Regions from separate parts of the Mus musculus genome. Here all the other regions are linked to region 3. A link is a contact called in ENCODE Hi-C data. All regions are on one chromosome and are shown on one strand. The core of a region is the stretch at or near the end of the contact, and the rest is flanking DNA. Distances in the headings are between cores, read along the strand shown. Region 1 holds the start of Gucy1a1 (guanylate cyclase 1, soluble, alpha 1). Region 2 holds the start of Gucy1b1 (guanylate cyclase 1, soluble, beta 1). Region 3 overlaps Gucy1a1 (guanylate cyclase 1, soluble, alpha 1).

The links. Hi-C counts contacts between places; a loop is a spot of excess contacts on that map.
Region 1: a loop to region 3 is called in a map of heart, with 2.3 times the contacts of the local background. The contact joins the promoter of Gucy1a1 here to the enhancer-like site in region 3. A Hi-C loop is called at or near these places in 4 of 37 maps with a recorded cell type or tissue (heart and left cerebral cortex).
Region 2: a loop to region 3 is called in a map of heart, with 2.0 times the contacts of the local background. The contact joins the promoter of Gucy1b1 here to the enhancer-like site in region 3. A Hi-C loop is called at or near these places in 3 of 37 maps with a recorded cell type or tissue (all heart).

Annotation. Positions count from the first base shown.
Region 1 is chr3:82,144,534-82,147,233 of GRCm38, reverse strand. It overlaps Gucy1a1 (guanylate cyclase 1, soluble, alpha 1), which reads left to right and starts at 1,288. Exons shown (of 9, transcript NM_021896.6): 1 at 1,288-1,562. Gm29921 (a long non-coding RNA gene) reads left to right here. Exons shown (of 9, transcript XR_867373.2): 8 at 466-586; 9 at 685-836.
Region 2 is chr3:82,073,401-82,076,100 of GRCm38, reverse strand. Gucy1b1 (guanylate cyclase 1, soluble, beta 1) reads left to right here and starts at 1,390. Exons shown (of 14, transcript NM_017469.4): 1 at 1,390-1,529; 2 at 2,030-2,103. The coding sequence starts at 1,527.
Region 3 is chr3:82,110,792-82,113,491 of GRCm38, reverse strand. Gucy1a1 (guanylate cyclase 1, soluble, alpha 1) reads left to right here. Exons shown (of 9, transcript NM_021896.6): 3 at 159-220; 4 at 2,281-2,339. Among named protein-coding and RNA genes, the nearest start is that of Mir7010, 5.8 kb to the right of the region's middle. Within about 2 kb of position 1,396, at least 1 of the 3 ENCODE cell types and tissues checked has a DNase peak (open chromatin) inside an H3K27ac peak, as active enhancers do; it is heart, where a contact is called at or near this core.

The sequences.
Region 1 (2,700 bases), core at 39-2,538, 34 kb before region 3:
TCTGCTCAGCACGTCCTATCTCAGAAGGGAAGGACCATGGGAAAGAGGGACATCAGTGTAGAAAGGTAGCTCAGGAGTCCTTACATGAACAGTACAGCAGAGACAGCACCCTGTGCCCTCTGCATCCTCCTGCACTCCACTCACCTTTACCTTCTACCCCATCTTATCTCCTGGCCACCACACCACCACCTTGCCACCTGCCTGTGGCCCTTTGTTCAGTCTCCTCTGCTACCAACAAGCAGTTCCTTCCACATATCCTCTTGCAAAACTGAAGGGCCCTTCAAGATCCCACACTGACACCATTATTTCAGAAACATTTTATCTGTCAGAGGGATGCCCCCCCCCCCACATGAATGTTTCTGTCATGTTTTATTTACTTTAAAACTGATAGGGCTGGCTGCTTTACATTATGAGTCCCTTTGTTTTTGTTTCCTTTTGGGCCTTACGTTCATGGTCTGAGAATAGATTTCACTTTTCCTGCTGAACTAAGAGAAGTTCATGAATTGCTCTGGGAGTAAGAGAAGCTTTGGAAATGACAAGAAAATAACAACAAAACCCAAAACAGAACCAGCAAAGGACCTACGAGGTTTGGTTCCATCTTAAGGCCAAAGTTTCCCTGGTTCCTGTAGCTGTCTTGGCATTTCTGGCTAATTCTGTTTCTGTCTACTCCCATCCATTCTTTAGGACAATTCTTATGGTTGTTTTCACTGGACAAAACGTTTCTCATATGAGTGGGGCCTCCTCAGTGAGACCAGAGTCGATGATGAGTCGAAAGTAGATATGTCAAGATAACTTTTTGTCTTAGACTTCTTGGACTTGGAGGATTAAAAAGACACCAGGAGTAAGTGTGTGTGTGTGTGTGTGTGTGTGTGTGTGCATTTTTGTGTGTACACATATGTGTGTATGAACAATGATTTAAAAATAAAAGAACAGTTATGCACACACACATGCATTAACAGCAAATAGGGCTGAGTGTAGTGAACCAAATAGAGGCAAGACCTTACTCAAAAAAAAAAAAATATTCTTGTGACCACAAAATTACCTTTGAAATGAGTAGAGTAGCCTCAAACCTAAAAGCCAGGCCACCAAAGCCACCCAAGGAGAAAGAAAGTTCCCCACCAGGTTTCAGATTCAGGAAACTACAGTGGTTCTGCACCAGCTTGTACTAGAGAAAATGTTTTTAGTTTTAATGTGCCAACTTTTCAACTTTTCTTAGAGTCTCTTTTTTTCTCTTCCTTGTCCCCTTCCCTGCTATGTGTGTGTGTGTGTGTGTGTGTGTGTGTGTGTGTGTGTGTGTGTGTGTGTGTGTGTGTGTCTGCCTTTGGTGGTTTGGAGGATGGCGACTGGGCGGGAGCAGACTCAGTTCTCTAGCTGAGCCTGGGAGAAGTGGGAGGGACTCAGAGCCGCGGGTTTCTCACACACCGCCTTCTAGGCAGCCCTCCTCCAGTGCCTGCCAGCCGGACCGGACCCCAAGGCGAAGAGCAGCAGTGCACAGCCTGGGGAGCCAGCGGAGCAAAGACACCTTTGGCCCGATGCCCCTGGCCTCCTGTGATCGCATCATGGTGGGTTCGCTCAGCTGTTTGCTTTTCTACTGTTTGGGGACTGGAGAAGGGGACGAGGCACGGTACTGAGACGTGGGAAGAAGTCCTGTGCGGCAGGGAAGAGACAGACTAGAATTCTTTGGGTCATGGCAGGGAAAAACAAAGGCGAGAAGTGACTACAGCACGGTGGGAACCAGCTCTGGGGGTGTTTCGTGGGTCCCTCCGCGCCACTAGCGCAGGTTAACCATGATGTGCTCTGTGTGGCCTTGAGTGCCCTGGGTGAACCCGCTCGGGACCGACAGGTGCGACTCCAGTGTCACCTCTCAGTCCATCACCAGCGCCACCGCCCTTCATCTGTGATCTAGTGCGGCTGTGCTCTGCTGGGTGGCAGCTCCAGGAGGTTGCGGTCCCCAGGTCTGGATATCACTAAGTAAGTGATAGCGGTGCCCTCGCTGGCCGGCCGGGACTCCCTGTGCATACAGCCCTCTACCAAGTCTTGGCTAAATCCTTTCCCACACCCTCCCCTGATCTCGTTCACCCCTGGGAAGCAAGATCACTGTTCCCACGCTGGGGAGAAGCGAGGAAGGGACTCCCGGGAGGGATAGCGGTCAGGGAGCAGCTATGGCTGAGCTCTGTGGTCCCGCAGTGGGAACGTGCGAGGCGTGGGCGACTGTCTCCCACGCAAGGCCGCCAGCCCTGGGCAGCTGGGTGGCATCCTTCACTCGGGAGCAATTCAAGGACGCCAGGACCTAAGAGTCCAGCTTGTGGCCCTCATGCGGGCTTTCCTCCGAGGATGGAGGAGCTGCTCAAAGCCCCAGAGTATACAAACTGCAAAGTTCCAGCCACTGCTGGGACCAGAGCAAAGTGTGCCTGCACAAAGGGTATGTGAGTGTGACTGCTTCTAAGCTGCTTTTCTCTTATTATTGACTGAGATGCATTGGAAGGTAATGGCCAGGCATCACAACATTCTCCCGGGCCTATCTGAGTTGACAGCCTGTCCTGGGTCCACAGTGTTATCTCTAAGTGAGTTTTGTGTGAGGGGCTGCATCCCAGTGTGGTCACATGATTCCAGGGTATGGGTTTCCTGAGCCTTTCTTTTGCTTTCTGGGAGTTATTCCTTCGTTTTGCATTTAAAAAGCACTTTACATTTTCTGAGGTA
Region 2 (2,700 bases), core at 141-2,640, 37 kb after region 3:
GGACTATGGATGAGTGCATACTTACAGAAGGGACAGCTTGAAAGTAAGAAAGAGGAGAGAGAGAGAGAGAGAGAGAGAGAGAGAGAGAGAGAGAGAGAGAGGAAGGAAGAGAGAAAGAGAGAGAGGGGGAGGAAGGAAGGAAGAGAGAAAGAAAGAAAGAAAGAAAGAAAGAAAGAAAGAAAGAAAGAAAGAAAGAAAGAGGGAAGGAGAAAGGGAAGGAGGGAAGGAGGGAGGGAGGGAGAAAGACATACTGGAGAGGGATGAAATGTTCACACATTTGTAATGGGCCCTTGGATGGATGGATGGATGGATGGATGGATGGGTGGGTGGGTGGGTGGACTGATGGACAGACAGACAAACAGACAAAACAGAAATACAAGACAAATCTAAAACTTCTGGAATTCTAACTCCTGGGTTGTAATATGGCCTGTCCTGTAAAGTTCACAGACAAGATGGCTTAACGTTTTGCTCACAATTATGTTTGCACATGAAGTATCTATCCTCCAAGAAGATACATGAAGTATCTATCCTCCGAGAAGGTACTTGAGAGCATATTCCCCAGCTGGGAAATACCAGTTTGGAAACTTCTGGAAGCCTTTTTGGAGTTTGTAAGTAGACCACTGTGGGTGTCCTTGGGAACTGTAAGCCTCTACTGGGCCCACCTGTGTGTCTCTGTAATGAACTAAACAGCCTCGGCCATTCTCTCAGCCACCATGGAGTTGGGCTGTTCCACACGCCCCAAAGCAACGGAGACAAAAAAAAAAGCGAAAACAAAAACAAAAAACGATGGATCTCTAAAAACCACAGGCAAAAACATGAATTCTGCTGGTTAATGTCAGGTATTTTGTCTCAATGGCAAAAAGTCTAATGCAGTTGCTAAACCTCTTGTATATTACAAAACATCTTAGTTTGTGCACTTGATTATTAACTTAATTGACTAAAAGTAAAAATGTTAATTTTGTAGGATTAGCTATGTTTGCCAGCTGTTGCTAGGTAAAGCAACAGAGGAAATGTTTATGTGCATAACTACAAAAAACATGACGATGTTAATCAACACTGGGCGCGCGCGCGCGCACACACACACACACACACACACACACACACACACACACACACGCCCAAGCTCTAGGACATTAGAACAGATGTACGAGGATGACAATGACAATACCCCATCCATGCTGGAAGGAGCACAGCTGGTTCTGTTCTATCTGCCTTAAGGCCTCAAAAGAAATGACTTGTCACCAGACTGGGGCGGGAAAATGTTTGAGCACAGTAGCTCTGAGCCCATCTGAATTCCCTCCTCTGTCACTGATTGGCTAAGATATGGGAAGAAACAGCGCCCAGCCTCCTGCGGCTCCACTCGTCATTGGCTGAGAAGAGGTGGCAATCAGAGTTGGCCGAGACTGATGCCCTAGCTTCAGCTCTGTGCTGGTCTGGGAGCACTGTCGCCGCTGTAGTCGCTGTCTGGGTCCCTTCCGCGGTACTCTTGCCTGGAAGCTGCTTCCTAGGCTCCGGGCGCGGACACCATGGTGAGTGCTGTCAGGATGGTCAGCGGAACATCACACCTGAGCGGGTGGACCTTGACTGGCTAGAGAGCTGGCTGAGATGCAGAAACAAGCCCCAGGGCACACAGAGCGGAGGGCCGCGAGGAACAGCGCTTTTGGTGGGAGGTGGGGACATATGATCTGCTGGAGTGCTCCGAGTCTCTGGGTCTGGTTGGGTCCCCACCACTCAACCCCAGCCTCCAACTTCTGGGGATTCTGGGTTCCACGGGCAGGGTGGTGTGGGAAGCTCAGGGCTCAGGTTCCTGAGCTACCCCTGTTGCACCACGGTGACAGGTGAGCAGGGGTAAGAAGATGGGGGAGGGGAAAGGGACGACGAGAATTCAAAGATCCCGCAGAGTCCCCCCTTTTAGAATAGGGTACCCGAAAGCTTATCCTGAAGGCGAATGACAGGTCAGAGGCACCGGGTGGAAGACCGGGTTGCAAGGCGCGGGTCCTTGACCACGGTCTCTCTCTCTGCCCTTCAGTACGGTTTCGTGAACCATGCCCTGGAGCTGCTGGTGATCCGCAATTATGGTCCCGAGGTGTGGGAAGACATCAAGTAAGTGAACAGCCCCGCTCCCAGGGCCGCGCGTTGGCACCGAGCCCGCGCCCGCCCGCTTCCCTGGCTGCTCCCAGCAGGGTCGTGGTGCGCATCCTCCGGTCTCCTCTCCCACGCTCCGAAGCCGGGACCAGGAGAGGAGGGTAGGCCGGGGCGTGGCCGCGTGATCAAGCCCCTTGGGGTCGCTGCGGCCTCTTCACCCGGACTGAGCGTGGGAACACCCAGACAGGCAGAGCACTGTGACTCCCAGGCCAGGTTCAGAGGGTTGGCTAGCTCCCATGCAAGGGGACCTGGGGGCTTCCTGGGCCTCTGCAAGGTCTTAGGATCAGAGGCAGGAAATGAACAGAAGATTCGCTTTCTTTTGCGATTTGCACACCAGGAACACGTAATATGGTTAAATCATTTGGTTATGGTATAGTACACTCAAAGATTATTTCTCCAGTAAGTCATGAGAAACCGATATGTAATAAAGGGACATTTTCCCTTTAACTTGCCCAAATCACCCTTGCTTTGCTGTGTTTTCTTCTGGCAACCCTAGCAGGGCATCCTAGTTTCTGTAGAGCTTTGAGTCTGGTACTCAGATAAGACGAGAAAATA
Region 3 (2,700 bases), core at 147-2,646:
TGTCCTGGAACTCACTTTGTAGACCATGCTGGCCTCAAACTCAGAAATCTGCCTGCCTCTGCCTCCCAAGTGCTGGGATTAAAGGCGTGTGCCACCACTGCCCGGCTCCTTTTAAGACATCTTAAGGAAATGCTACAAATATTTCTTTTTCTTTCCAGTGTGAGCGACTGAACCTTGCACTTCAGAGAACCTTGGCAAAGCATAAAATAGAAGAAAACAGGTAAGCTAAGTTACCTTAGTTGTATGAACCCGCATCCCACAAATATTGTGTAAAAATAATCAAACCTTATTGAATACATTAATACTTACCAGATTGTTGTTATAGATCAAAAACTGAATAAGTGTTAGCAACTGCAAACTTGAGAACAAATGTACTTTTTCAGGTTTCAGAAGAGAAGGAAAATAGGATTGTGTTTTTGCTTTGTTTTAAATCTTGTTTGTATAGTTGGCTTTTAAAATAAAGCTGGCCACATGCTTCTGGCAGAAAAATTGACTATTCCTGTTCTAAGTATTCAATTTGTGAATAATAAATACTGAGTCCACATTTACAAAGTACAACATAGAGTTTTGCACACCAACACCTTGGTTGGTACACTCTACAAACACTTTCATGTGCATCTCTTCCCTATCATAGTGTAGTCCACCCTATGGATAATCTGGGCTGAATTTTCCTGCTGAGTAAATGCTATTAGACTTTATGCAGGCAGCTCAACTGAGCCAAGAAAGGGTCATGAACGGCCCAGAAGAGTGTGAATCTGTGTCTGACAGAAGCTTTCTTTACTGGACAGAGCTGACAAGCATCCCAGGCGCCTCTGCCCCTAATTCCCAGGCAGGCTGATAAGATAGCTTCAAGTCATTCTTATGGTGCTACTGGAGCTGTTGGCTCAAGTCCTTGGCAGCCAGTGCACTTGAGATTTATTCTCAGGCCTTTGTGCTCTGAAACATCCCTGCTGCTGGATGGAAATCTGTTTTCTGTGGTGCATCCTGTAAAAGAGCCCTCAAAAGTAAAATCCACAACAATTATTTCCTTTGGAAATCTTAAGGAATACAGAGGCTGACATTGGTCCATGATGCTGACTGTTGACCAGTAGGCTTTTCCTCCTGCCTGCTCCTGTGTGAGGTGGCTCTGCCTCAGTCTTACGTACCTTCTGAGTACTTTTCTTGCTCATTTGCATGTTGATGCCTCACTTTACTGTTTGTGCTATCCTTGGTCTGCCAGCAGATGAACACATCTTAATCCTGTTTCCTGCAGTTTATTTCTGGGACTTGTAATCAAACAAAACACAAATAATGGGTTAAGCAGTGGGATGAGAGCCCAGTTCTTATCTGAAGAGTCACTGTGACCTCGCCTGCTGCTGGGGGAAGTGTTGCGGGAACTCTCTCTCCCTGTCTCTCTCCCCCAACATGTGGACAAAATCATAATTGTGTGTGTGTGTGTGTGTGTGTGTGTGTGTGTAGAGGTGGGGGGGTCTTGCTGGCCACTCACAAGACTTTCTGTATGCTGTGTTTGCTAAAGCAAGGAGTATTTAGTTTACACTCACTTCATTGTGTGCTTTTCAGAATAACAAAGCTCCATTCTGCACTCATCTGACAGTATGAATGTCAGAAAATGGCAGTATTAGAGTGAGGAGCCCTGCTCTCATTCTTTAGAAAAATAAATCTGCTGAAATGATTTTTAAAGGGAAGGAAAAATAAGAGTCTGGTACTGTGATGAATTATCCAAAAAAGGATTGTGACTCTCCATATCCAAATTGAGTATATAGCTATAATATGATACCCAGCCCACTTGGATAAAATATTCCTACTTAGTACTTTATATACTTATAAGCATCATATTTCTATGCAACAAAGTTTTTTTCTGGCCAATTTTCCTTCTTAAAACAGTCTCCTTTTAAAAATTCTCAAATTATACTGTGTTTTATTAAAATGCTATTTAAAACAGAAGAAGTATACCTGCATTTAAACTTGGCTCAGCTAATGGCAAGTTGAACCTTGCAATTAAATACCCTTTTATACCCTTAAAGTGCTAGAATAACTTGGCAAATTTCAACAGAATCAGTCACTATAATGATAAGGTTTTAAAAGCCATGTAGGCAGACATGAATGACAAAGCCATGCAGTTGATGTATGAAGACACTGACTTTCAGATTGTATCTTATATGGTATGTCAAGATTTGCTTCTGGAAAAGAATTCTCACCTATCATTATATGTTGTATATGATCCAAATTTTCAACACTCATTAATCTGTCTTTTAATTTAAGACCTTTAATTATTCCCAGGAAATCTTCAGAAAAAGAAGACCTTGAAAAAATAATCGCAGAAGAAGCAATTGCAGCAGGTAATAAATAAAACTGTGAGAACAGGGAATTAGGAAGCACACCACATCCCTGAATAACTAATATTTCTCTCAACATGTTTGCATTTGTTTGTTAGTGACTCCCAGCCTGAAGTCCTTGAACTCTGTGTGTGTTAATGCAGAGTAACCCCTTCTATACTACACGTGGCCTCAAGCATTCCTCCTTTCCTGCTGTTAATTTGCTGAGAGTTAGATAAACCTGGGTGCGAAGCTGATTCCCAGACTTTCACAGTCACAGACTTTGGTTTCAAACCAAACTATGTCTTTCTCATTTGTCCATGAAAAATTCTGCTCAATAAGGCAAATTGAGGAGTGTTTTCAAAGGCTGGAGGCAATCACGGGA